2 separate regions of the Homo sapiens genome follow, and region 1 is linked to region 2. A link is a contact called in ENCODE Hi-C or POLR2A ChIA-PET data. All regions are on one chromosome and are shown on one strand. The core of a region is the stretch at or near the end of the contact, and the rest is flanking DNA. Distances in the headings are between cores, read along the strand shown. Region 1 overlaps SYTL2 (synaptotagmin like 2). Region 2 overlaps SYTL2 (synaptotagmin like 2).

Region 1 (6,040 bases), core at 3,044-5,543, 50 kb before region 2:
CTAATAACTATGAAATTTTTTTTTGTTGTTGTTCCATATCAGTCATTTTACAGAAAAAAAGATAAAGCCCAGAAAGGGTAAATGACTTGCCCAGGGCCACACATTAAGTCAGTGCCAAAGCCATGATGAGAAATCTCTTGGGCCGGTGCTTTTCCCTCTGCTCTATTCTGCTCATCGTTGTTATTCTTTCAGAAAGGAACAGTAAGGGTTTGATCATGACACAAAAAACTCTGCTGCTTGGAACCGGAGATGAAACTGACATGCGTTTGCATCTCATTCCTACCACTAATGAACTGTGTTTCACTGGGCAAGTTATTTAACCTCTCTGAGCCTCAACTCAGAGTGGGCATGATCATAATACTACATTTAAATTCAAAAGATTAATGTCAGGATTAAGTAAAATAATTTTTAGGAAGCAAGAGATAGCGAGAGATTTGATAAAGGATACAAAATTACAGTGACCTGATGACTATATGTTATGTATATCAAAACATCACTGTTTCCTCATGAATATACAAAATTATTATTTGTCAATTAAATTAAAAATAATTTTTAATCTTCCTGGCACATAATATGTGATAGTTCATTTTAATTCCTTTATTCACCACTCTACCTATACCTCCAAAAAGGGGCAGGAGATTCTAGTTAGTAGACTGATTCCTTAGAAGGAAATTACTCCTAAAACTCTTAATTATTTAATGTAGTAGAAGTTAATTGAGCACCTATTAAGTACAAGGAACTGCTCTGGACAATGATATGAAGAGAATTCCAGGGTGATTGAAAACATGGCCCCAGCTCTCAAGGAATTTACTATCTAATGACCTTTATCCATTTAATGGATTATCAGTTGCAAATTTAAAATCTCAATTTTGTTTCCCTAACATGACTTTACAATGCCTCATTCCTCCTAGGTGTTATTTGGCTTAGAAACACATTATATAATTATATCAGCCCAATCAAAACATCATTAGAAAGGCCAATTTATTACTAAAATTCAGACTTTTCTTTTAAATACTAATGTTTTATAGACTTTGGAGTATAACTCTCCCGTAGCCAAGAGGACATCACTAATGGATACACCACTGTTGCCTGCAAGACCAGATATCACTTTAGAATCTTTTTCAGTATGGCGGTAGATGAGATCTGGCATTCAAATGGAAATGTTGCCATTCCTAATATGTCCAGTGCTTTGACTTGTTCACAGCCAAGCTCATTCAAGATACTTTGGAGATGATTTAGTTTATATGTCACTTCCCATCTTTTTTTTTTTTTTTTTTTTTTTAAAAAAGAGAGTTTCTCTCTGTGACCCAGGCTGGAGTGCAGTGAGGCAATCATAGCTCAGTGCAGCCTCCAACTCCTGGGCTCAAGTGATCCTCCTGTCTCCCAAGTAGCTAAAACCACATGTGTGTACTACCACATCCAGCTAATTAAAAAAAAAGGTTTTGTTACTTCCCATCTTGATTTCATGGATAGGAAAAGTGAGTGTTGCACAGAGACATATCCAGTTCCTAAATCACTTGGTCTGTTAATGGTAGAACATGGACTCGTACCCAAGGAAATAGTCACTGGGGTGTCTCTGGGGTACAGCTGAGACAATAACGGTTCCAGATCACTGTTGCTACCACACTGTCTTTTATGTTGCTCCACTACCTGTAGCCACAAGTACTGGACCCAGTTATTACCATGTATCGCTACACAGCCTGCTTCCCTAACTCCCATGTGGAGACATTTCACAGACCAGCAGTGAAGGAGACATCAGGGTGGATTCTTTCTCTCTCTTCCACCCCTATCCTGTGTCTTCTCTCCTGCTGCCCTGACCCACCTTTAAGGAAACATAACCATACATACACATATGTAATTTTAGTCTTTTATGGTTTGAAAATCACATACTCAAAAGGTGGCATTTCCTGTGCTTTGCGTCACACTGCCAGCAGGAAATTGCTGCTCATGTCTGTCTGTACACCACCACCAGCACTGCATCCCCCACCCCCATATACACACAACCACATCTACAGCGATGGGTGTTTTTGCAGTAGATACGATCTCAACCGCCACCACATCTTATGATTCTCAGCTGCCTCCTTAGACCTAGTTGTGTTTTTTTTTTTTTTTTTTTTTTTTTTTTTTTTTTAATGAAGGCAGTTGTCATTGAAGGACTAATTTCCAGGACCTCTCATGGTGTTTTTCTGTCAAAGCAAAGGGGAAAGGAACTAACATTTGTCAAGGGACTGTACATGGATCTTCACATAGATTTTCCTATTTCATCTTCAAAACAGTGTAGCTGAATCCACTTAACAGATGAGGAGATAGGGTTGAAGAGGGTAAGTGCCCCGCAGGATTGAAGCCTTGTTGATCCAACATCAAGGCCTGTGCACTTCCCTTACACTGTGCTGCCTCTCAGCAGACTGCAGAGATCTACGATGTGTCATGTAAAAGGTGGATATTTCTTGTTTTCTACTCTAAGGAAGGTTTGTAGTTTGTTTTCCACATGTTGGTTTTCAGATTCTTCATCAAAGATTGAGTTCCTTAGGAGAAAGAGTGAAGTGTGACAGCCATCTTAGAAACCGAAATCATGTTTGGCTCTCTGAGGCAGGATCGGGTAGTAGAAAGTGTGTTGGCTGGGAGTCAGACTGGCTTCTGCTGCCAGCTCTGTGTGACCTTGGGCAAGCCTCTTAACTTCTCTGGGCTTCTATCATTTTATCTAGAAAGTGAGGTCATTTGTAACTATCTAAGGTACCTTTCAGCTCTCACATTCAAAACAAACATCTGAGAGCACCTCCAAATCACACAGTCTAAACATCTTGCCCAGTATATTCTGGGCAAGATGAAAAAAGAAAGGCTGGAGAATAGACCAGTCAACCTATCTGGCCAGCAGCTGTCCACAGTTGACTAAATACTATGAACCAGGTCCTGCAGGTGATGTTCGAGCTTTGCCTAGTCCTGTTGAGTAGCTGGAAGCTGAGGTGTACATAAGTGAGCACAAGGAGAAAAGGGGTAGGCTGAGGGCAAATGTGTTGAATCCAGCCCAGAGGGCATTTCTGCTCTTCTGGCTTTCCTCTGTAAGTGCTCACACTCTTGGCATGAAAAGGAGTTGACATTGACAGTTAGGGCTGTAGATAGAATTTTTAATGTCCAATTTGAAGCAGATGGCTGGTATGGGAATTAATGAGTCAGTGAACAAATAGCCAGACAGGGTTTAGATATGGCTTTTAGCATACAGAAGAGGTAAAATGGCCATCTTTTGAAATGGATGAAATTCTTTGAACAGCATGGTGAAATTGTAAGGATGAAATGATAAGAGGCTTGTTAAGTGTCAGATGTGTGGTTCAGCACAAAGCAGATACTGTGTGCTAGCTGAAGGAATGGGAGAATGAACGAGAGAATGACCAGGACATCCCACCTGGGAGGCCAGCAGGCCAGTGTACTTTCTGGATTGAGTGCTCTTCTTCAGCCCTCACTTCTGCCCACCAGCCCACCGGTGTTTACTGAGCGTCTTCTCTCTACTTAACTCTCTGCTAAACATAACGTGTGTGTGTGGAGAGGATGGTAAAGGATAAATGTCAGTCCCAAGAAACTTACCCCTTTCTCTCTTCATCTAGATGGTACGATAATTAGAGAATCAAATGCTCATTTTGTTGATGTAATTAGAGTTCAGAAAAAAATGAGAGATGAACGTGGGCTGGAAAACGAGAAGATTTTAACAGCAGCACTAGATAGTGGGATTCTAAAAATGATCTACATCTTTACAAAACTTTGATGTTATACATATGGATTTATCTACGAAATAGTACAAGTGACTAAGATAGAAAAAGAAGTTGATTATTAAACCTAGTAGTGATAGTCATGTAAGGAAATATGTAAGTGGCACTTAACTACATTTGAAAGAATTTCCTGTTCTTTTGCCACTTTAAAACAAGTGAGCCAGAAACCCTTTCCTTACTATAATGGCTATCAGCCTTTGTAGGGACCATGTGTTTCAGGGAGTCGATGCAAAACCTGTGCTCATTGTGCATTGATCGTGGGCTTACAGACAGTCATTTAGGCAGGAACAGATCAAGGGTTGCACAAGAATCCCCACAAAGTGCATTTTAGTTGAAAAACAAAAATAAACAATCTTATGAAAAGAAATTGGGTGTTGTTCTGCTATAAGGGTTTGTGGCCTCCTTCAACAAGAATGCTGACCGACACCACATTTCATGATGTTTTTTCCTGTTCTGATGAGAGATGAGCATGTCCTGCTGCATCAGGAGGAGACACCATTCATTGTGATGGGGTCTGAGGTTCACTTAATCACAGCAGTGACAGGATCTTCTTGATCTCTTGCCTGACTCAGGATGGCTGCTGAGCGTTTATTTGTTCTTTGATTTATTCACTCAACAGACAGTTATTGGGTATCAGCTCTGTTCCAGGCTCCGTGCTAGGTGCTGGCATTACAAAGGTGGTTAAGACATAGTCCTCACTTTCAAGGAGTTTGCAAAGACCACAGGTTAGTGAGTACAACAGATGTGCAAACAGATCACTGGAATATGATATAGTAAGGACTGAAGTGGAGGTGCTGTGGGAGCAATGGAAAAGGAGAAACTGTAATAACTGTGCCCTCCTGAGTTAGGGAAAGCTTCCCAGTGAGGCAGTGTTTGAGCTGGATTTGAAGGATGAGGAGCAACGGGCTGGACAGAGAAGTGAGGGAAAGACATCCCATGAGACTTCACATTAACTGGCCTTGTACCAAGATCTAGGCAGTACTAAGTACTTTCAGTTAAACATCTCAATCATCTCAGAAGTCCTGGAGGGTAGGTCTTATTTTCCCTGATCCTTAAAAACAAGGAGACTAAAGCTTAGAGGAGTTTGGTAAACTGTCCAAGATCCCATCTAGGAAGGGTCAGAACTGAGATTTGGATGTAATTTGGGGAGCCTTGAAAACCCAGAGTCTTTCTGCCACAACTTCCTGCCTCTGTCATCTACAGAGGTCACAGAAGAGCACTGGAGAATTGTAAGAAGCTGAGCCTGCTGGCAAGTGGGGTATGGGCGTGAGTGCTGGAAAAATGAATCTGAAAAGGTAACCTGAAGCCTTTTTAGGTGGTCAGGAGCCTCATCTGATATTCCTCCACTCTGCAAGATCTGAATAAATACCCCGTATTTTCCAGACACTAAACAAAGATGTATTGAGTACAGACCCTGCCCCCAGGAACTCACCAGGGAGAAGTAGAAGAACTTCTCCATTCTGGAATTGAACTCAAACTTGGTCCTTTTGGGAGGAGAAGGCAAAGGTTCACCAACAGTCCAGCAGTTGTTTGCTCTGCTGAAAACAGTGTTGAAAGCAGTGTCAAACCATTAGGAACATTTAATAAAAACCATGATATCGTTGCTGACTGAGAACTATGAAGCAATGATGCTCTCCCTGTTAGGGTTTATAGATGGGGCTGTCATGACAAAGAGAGGAAGTTCCTGTAAGAGTTTACTCTGGGTGGAAGGACACTCTCCAGGCACGCTTGGGAGAGAGGAGACATTCTTGCTAGACCTGGGATAACTGCTCCCCCTCTTTTTCCCACTCCCAGGTATGCCTGTGTGCAACCCTTACATGCAGCGCTGCTACCACCTTGGCCCATTCACATTCTCTGCCTGAAGCACTTTGATTTGCTAATTGAGGAAGAGTGCATATTAGTTTGTATGACTATCTTAAAACCCTCTTGGATTTATGTTAGCACATTATCTTCCAAGAGTATAGTGTTCCCTTACAGCTTTTATTCCACTTTATTCTAAGTACATCTCTATAAACAAGAGAGATTTTGTGATTTTTTTATTTTACTGAGATGGATAGAGAGATGGAGAGGTTAAGACTTGTCAGTTAGAACAAAGTTTTTAGGGAAGTTTTAGGAGGGCAGACTATCTTGTTTGTTCTTTAGGTTTTAGCTTTTCAGTAAGCATGAATAATTGTGAAACTCTTAAATGCAGGATCTGCACAAATGGAACTTGCCTGTACACACTCCTCCTCAATTTTGGTCTTCCCTGATTCCAGCAGCCTTTTAAAGATGCCTTTCCC
Region 2 (6,584 bases), core at 946-3,445:
TTAATCTGGGAATAAACTGACTTTGAAGCACAAGCCCAGTTTTCATGTGATCTGGTCTAGTTTTTGTTTGCTTATATTCCTAGGCTAAGGCCCTTCAGAGGTTCCAACTGAAAGCCATGGGAAATAGTTCTCAAAATCAGCATGCATCTGATTCACCTGAAGGACTTATTAAATCACAGATTCTGGGGCTGGGTGCGGTGGCTCTCAGCTTTAATCCCAGCACTTTGGGAGGCTGAGGTGTGGATTGCTTGAGTCCAGGAGTTGGATGGAGACAAGCCTGAGGAACGTGGCAAAACCCTGCCTTTGCAAAGAAATTAACCAGGCTTGGTGGCATGCACCTATAGCCCCAGCTACTCAAGAGGCTGAAATGGGAGGATCACTTGAACCCAGGAGGTGGTGGTTGCAATGAACTGAGATCACGCCATTGCACTCCAGTGTGGGCAACAAAGCGAGACCCTGTCTCAAAAAAAAAAAAAAAATAGACCCACTAGATTCTGAGCCCTATTCCCAAGGTTTACGGGCCCAAGAATATACATTTTTAACAGGTTCCCTGTCAATGCAGCTGACCTAGAAACGGTACTTTGAAAACCACTGGTCTAGAGTGTTTTTCCAGTGCCATTCCTTCTTGACAGGCCGTGGGCTCCAAGTTTTGTCTCCCCAGCCTCATGAAACTGCTAAAAGTCCTGCTTACCTTTTCAGTCTCATTCTGTTAGGCTTTTTATGTGCTCAGTTTGGCACTACTTAAATGTCTCAAAGTGAAAAGCAGAGAAGAATGTCAGACTCTAAGATCTTGTTCATTTGAGTCCTGTCTGTGTTAATAATTCTTTAGCACTTTCAAACTGATATTTAAAATCCCACCTTTTAAATTGTTATTAGTTTAGGGGTTGATGTGATCCAAGCTAGTCCATCATAGTAGGAAGTGATAAATATAAATAACTAATACAAACCATAACTTAGTGTCTACACAACAGTGGAACTGTTTTAGTTCCACTAAAGAAATGGTTCTCAAATGTTATATCAAAATCACTTGAAGCACTTATTTCTAGCCCTACCCAAGACCTGAACTCCTCAGAAGATATCAAAAGCATCTCATTTTTAACTGGCTACCATTACGTTTCTGATACATACCCATATTTTGAAAATAAAGCTCTAAAGAGCCAGAATTTGAAAGTAAAAAACTATCTTATGCAGGTTTCTTATACAGGTTTAGCATCCCTAATTCAAAAATTTCAAATCCATAATGCTCCAAAATCTGAAACTTTTTGAGTGCCGATATGATGCCGTAAGTGGAAAATTCCACACCTGCTTCATGTGATGGGTTGCATAAAGTTATTAAAAATGTTATATAAAATTACCTTCAGGCTATGTGTAGAAGATGTATATGAAACATAAATGAATTTTGTGTTTAGACTTGGGTCCCATCCCTAAGATATCTCATTACGTATATGCAAATATTACGAATTTCAAAAAACAAATCCGAAATCTGAAACTTTTCTGATCCCAAGCATTTCAGATAAGGAATATTCAACGTGTACTTGAAAATAACAGATAGAAGTTTAAAAAATTATTGTTCAGTCTTTGTTATACTTACAGACTTCTATGCATTTGGCCTAAAATAATCAGATTAGTGCAGCTTTGAAAATGTAAGATATGGCCTTTCCCCCCTTACTTTCACACACTATCTCATACTCCTTCAAATAAAGGGAATACAAATAAATTGTTTTATATGCTGGCTGAATAGCTAACAAAATATTTGTGTTTTGATCAAAATTAAAGCATTCAAAGAAACCTCTCCCATCTCCAAGAAAGCCATTCTGGTTTCTTCACCATCTTTGAGACTAAAGGCCTTGAAATATTTTCTGGGTATCCTGCAAGATTTTTCAAGATATACAACCTAGTTTTCCCAGGTATTAAGGCAACAGTCTAGTTCTGATGCAGAGAGAAATTTTAATCCAGAGCACTCATGAGTGACACATGGTCCCAGAAATGGGACAGATATGGTTCTGTAATGAGACCTATACCAACAAACAGGATGAAAAGTTTGTCTCCCACCTGCTGACATTTCTTCACTTTTCAGACAGCACCAGTTGCCCTTGAAGCAGAAAACAGAGGTGAAATGAAACTAGCTCTCCAGTATGTCCCAGAGCCAGTCCCTGGTATGTAATGACTTTCTATTCAGATTTATGTCCTTTCCTTATCCCTCCCTTCTCACAGTATTTACTATGCGTTTTCAAAGGTGAGGCCCTAAAGAAACTTATCAAGTTAGTAACGTATAGACCAAATGAGTCTATTCACAGTTGTAAATAAGAAAATTCTTTTTTTGTTATTGTGGCAAAAAAAAAAAAAAAAGAAAACATAAAATCTACCATCTTCACCATTTTTAACTGTACAGCTTAGTAGTGCTAAGTATATTCACACTGTTGGGAAACAGATCTCCAGAACCTTTTCATCTTGCAAATCTGAACCTGTTTATCTATTAACCAACAATTTCCTTTTCCTCTACTACCAGCTTCTGGTAATCATCATTTTACTTTCTGTTTCTATAAGAAAGTTCTCATTTTTTTTTTTAGTTTAGTTTATAGTCATTAGGTTTCACCTCACTCTCCAAAAATTTGTATCTGCACAATGTGAATGGCCTGTATTCAGAATTTGTGTATTCCTGTGTTTGGAATTTGGACTTATTGATAGTGCTATAAGAATAGAACCTGAGTGTTCTTTTTCACAGGTGGGAATTAAGAGGACTCCAGAGAACTTAAAGCTCATTCACCCTCCACTCTCAGGGTCTCATTAAGAGATAAAGCTTTTCCCTCAAGATTATTAATTGCCTCCTTGTCAGGTCTTCAGCCCAGTTAAGGAGCAAGAGACTAGCAGGAAATGAATGCCAGCCAGCTCCTTGCTCCATTTCCCAAGCAAGTTCCCCAAGTTAGTCTCTTTAAGAATCTGTATGAATGTTATGGCTGAAATCAGAGGTTGTAAACTCAAATGCTTTCAGTAACCAGGCAGTGAAGCTAGTGAGATGGAAGAAATAATTGATGGTGAGGATAGTGACTGAACTAAAGAAAAGCATTCTGATGTAGTTTATACCGCCCCCCGCCCCCCAAAAAAGAAAGAATTAGAGGGCAAGTAAAGCATATTTTCAGGCTGGATTGCTGTCAGACTGCCACCTTTGAACTTCTGGATTTTCCTAAAAGGTAGATTCTTTTGCATATAATTTGTATCCTATCATTTAAAGTCAACATTCATAGAAATCCCATTTCCCTTTTTCCTTCTATCACTTGGTAGTAGAGGGCAGGGGTATTGTGTGTTGTGATGGGTGCCACCATGTCTGAATTTTTGTCCACGTAGTTTTTCTTCTTTGAAATGGCTTCCTCTTCTCCTCAACCTACCAAAGTCTTAGATGAAGCCCCATCTCCTCCATAAAGCTTTCCCTAACTATATTAGATCTCACTGATCATATCATCTTCTAGAACATTACAGTAATAACTTGGAGTTTCACTGTATATTACATTTTTATCATTTTATTTGAATTATTCTCTCCAACATAACTATAAACATTTCCCAAGGGCATAGATTATTTCATGTATTCTCTGTATATCTAATGATGTTCCTAGCATAGCATAGAGATGAGCTTATGATAGATCCTCACTAAGTACTGTTTGGTTGACTGATTGAGCTAACCCATTCAGAAAAATCTGGTGGCATTCCTCTGTTCGTATGAACCCAGCCTAGACAACAATTTCAGACTAAGCCAACTTCTTAGTAACTATCTGCCCATAATATTAACTATTACGTATGTACATACAGTATCCCTATAAAATGTTTAACCACTCTTGACTGGGGGTGGTGGCTCACGCCTGTAATCCCAACACTTTAGGAGGCTGAGGCTGGTGGATCCCTTGAGCTTAAGAGTTCAAGACAAGCCTGGGCAACATGACGAAACTCTGTCTCTACAAAAATTTAAAAATTAGCCAAGTGTGGTGGCACATGCCTGTAGTTGCAGCTCCTCTGGGAGGGCTGAGGTAGGAGGATCACTTGAGCCCAGGAGGTTGAGGCTGCAGTGAGCCATGATTGTGCCACTGAACTCCAACCTGGGTGACAGAGTGAGACCCTGTCTCAAAAAAAAAAGTATAACTACTCTTAAAAATGACTATACCTTAGCCAATACCTGTTTTGGTTACTTTATACCCAAATATGTTTTAAATGTCTTCCACTAGCACCAACTGATACTGGTATTAATGTTTGCAAGGTATATGCATTTCATTGAAATGTTTTGAATATAACTGTAAATGGATGATTCACATTCCTGGTGTTTGATTTTGTTGAATCAAGCAAAACCCCAAATGAATGATGTGCTAATGATGTAATACTTGGTACTTAAAGCCAATATGAATTATTTTTATAGAGCTATCGAGTTCAGTAAAACCAGATTATGAAGACTTAGTTAAGACTGTATAGATTTAATCAGTTCAGATGATATCATCAAATACTAGCTAGTATCTCCATGCCAGAACATTTTTAGGCTGACATCTTTGGACGCAGTATTGCCAAGGGAGAACTGGCAGTGAAAATTTTCTCTTCTTTTTCTATTGTAGGTAAAAAGCTTCCTACAACTGGAGAAGTGCACATCTGGGTGAAGGAATGCCTTGATCTACCACTGCTAAGGGGAAGTCATCTAAATTCTTTTGTTAAATGGTAATAGTATTGATGACTCTGTCTGCAACAGTTCTGTAGCCTGGTCTTTGCTGGTTAGTTTCGGTTCTCTATATCTGTAATACTGACTCATCATTCATAATTTAAATGAATTTACTTGGGATAATGGAGACATGAATTGGAGGAATCTATATCATGAACTCTCAAGGCTTCATTTGGCTTTAAAATCATAAAGTAAGAGGTCAAATGAAACTAGAGACCTCATACTCAATGTGTAATGTGTTCTAGGGAAAACATCTGTTGGTGAGGGCAATAATCAGTTCAAAAGAGTTTATTAAATTTCTAATGGTAAGATGTCACACCCCTTGACTCCTTTATGGAGCAGGGAGAATTCCTTCTCTCCTTTGTCCCACCTGTTTTGTGGCCTATTTGCAAACGGTCATTGTATGAGACTGCAGATATTTGGAAAATGATTTGCTAATCAACCCTTACTAAGAGCTTGAGACAGTTTGGGTTTTTAAGTGGCAAACTCTTCTCTCTGTTATACATATAAAGTGACTGGCATCTAGTAAATAATAACTAAACAGATATTAGTATGCTCTCCTAGTTTCTCTAATTTTATTTATATATAGTCTACCAGAAGACCAACTGTAGCTTTTTAAATATATGTGACATATATCTGGTACAGCGAGGTGTCTCACGCCTATAATTCCAGCACTTTGGGAGGCCAAGGCGGACGGATCACTGGAGCCCAGGAGTTCAAGACCAGCCTGGTCAACATAGCCAAACCCCTTCTCTATTAAATAAATAAATATATATGTGACATATATCTAAGTAGCATAGATGATATTATTTATGATTTTCCCTACACATTATCTTTATAGATGTCAGCTGGTAAGATTTTTTTGGCTCAAGTCAGCCTCATTCTAAGACCAAGTCAGTCAGTCACATTCTGAGACCATTCACAGACCTTCTTGCCTTGTGTTGCCACTTGTATTGTCTTATATTGCCACTTACAAGAGGCATGGTAGGTTAAAGTTCATTTAATTGTTATCATAAATGAAATGTAAGTGATTGTAAAAAAAAAATTACATAATTTATTTCCAAAGTCAAATCTAGCAATTTGGAGAGGTTTCTCTTCTTTTTCTATTCTGTATAACACAAATGTCTTAGGCTATCACAGCTAATCAGGATAGCCTGTGCTTGCAAATTTTAAAGGAATCCTCAAATGATTACTAGCATATTAAGCACTTACTAAATGCAGGCATGGAGCTAAGTGTTTTGCATATGTTATTTAATTCTAATTTTAGCCTTATGAAATCAGCATCACCATTCCCATTTTATAGATGAAGAAGCAAGTGTCCGTAAGGTTGAGTAACTTTCCCTAAAATGCATACCCAGGAGGTAGCAGAGTCAGGATTCAAACCAAGTATAGCTGACTCTAGGTCCAGAGTCTTTTCAGCATGATGTGTTCCTACCCCCTACCCCACTGTCTGCCAAACCACCACCACCACTATCTCTCCACATCTTTTCCTCCATTGTCAATCTTTAATAGCTGTGTTGTTATGTATTGAAAGCATGAATGTTCACTATCTTACTAAAATGCTCCCACAATCATGCCTCTTTTTGTAGTACCATCCTTCCAGATACAAGTAGGAAAAGTCGCCAGAAGACAAGAGCTGTAGGGAAAACCACCAACCCTATCTTCAACCACACTATGGTGTATGATGGGTTCAGGCCTGAAGATCTGATGGAAGCCTGTGTAGAGCTTACTGTCTGGGACCATTACAAATTAACCAACCAATTTTTGGGAGGTCTTCGTATTGGCTTTGGAACAGGTACTGTTTGCTACATTTTTAATTCTCCATGAGCCAAATTTTTCTAGAGATACTAGAGGTTTGTTTGTTGCTTTGCTTCTTCCCAGTGAAAACCGA

Evidence for each region. A loop is a pair of places that touch in the nucleus more often than their neighbours do. ChIA-PET counts read pairs that join two places held with the same protein, here RNA polymerase II (POLR2A). Pooled maps may share reads with other maps.
Region 1: a map of natural killer cell shows a loop between it and region 2 (2.9-fold over the local background). The contact joins two enhancer-like sites. A Hi-C loop is called at or near these places in 10 of 168 maps with a recorded cell type or tissue (CD4-positive, alpha-beta T cell, CD4-positive, alpha-beta memory T cell, CD8-positive, alpha-beta T cell and 4 more), 2 of 37 single-sample maps with no recorded cell type and 11 of 50 pooled maps. POLR2A ChIA-PET finds 5 or more read pairs at or near these places in 10 of 52 experiments (CD4-positive, alpha-beta T cell, OCI-LY7, PC-9 and 6 more).

Annotation. Positions count from the first base shown.
Region 1 is chr11:85,749,009-85,755,048 of GRCh38, reverse strand. All of the region lies in intron 2 of SYTL2 (synaptotagmin like 2), which reads left to right. Among named protein-coding and RNA genes, the nearest start is that of SYTL2, 59 kb to the left of the region's middle. Within about 2 kb of position 4,293, at least 2 of the 41 ENCODE cell types and tissues checked have a DNase peak (open chromatin) inside an H3K27ac peak, as active enhancers do; they include CD8-positive, alpha-beta T cell and natural killer cell, where a contact is called at or near this core.
Region 2 is chr11:85,696,087-85,702,670 of GRCh38, reverse strand. SYTL2 (synaptotagmin like 2) reads left to right here. Exons shown (of 20, transcript NM_206927.4): 17 at 2,078-2,156; 18 at 4,593-4,692; 19 at 6,283-6,488. Among named protein-coding and RNA genes, the nearest start is that of CCDC89, 13 kb to the right of the region's middle. Within about 2 kb of position 2,195, at least 2 of the 41 ENCODE cell types and tissues checked have a DNase peak (open chromatin) inside an H3K27ac peak, as active enhancers do; they include CD8-positive, alpha-beta T cell and natural killer cell, where a contact is called at or near this core.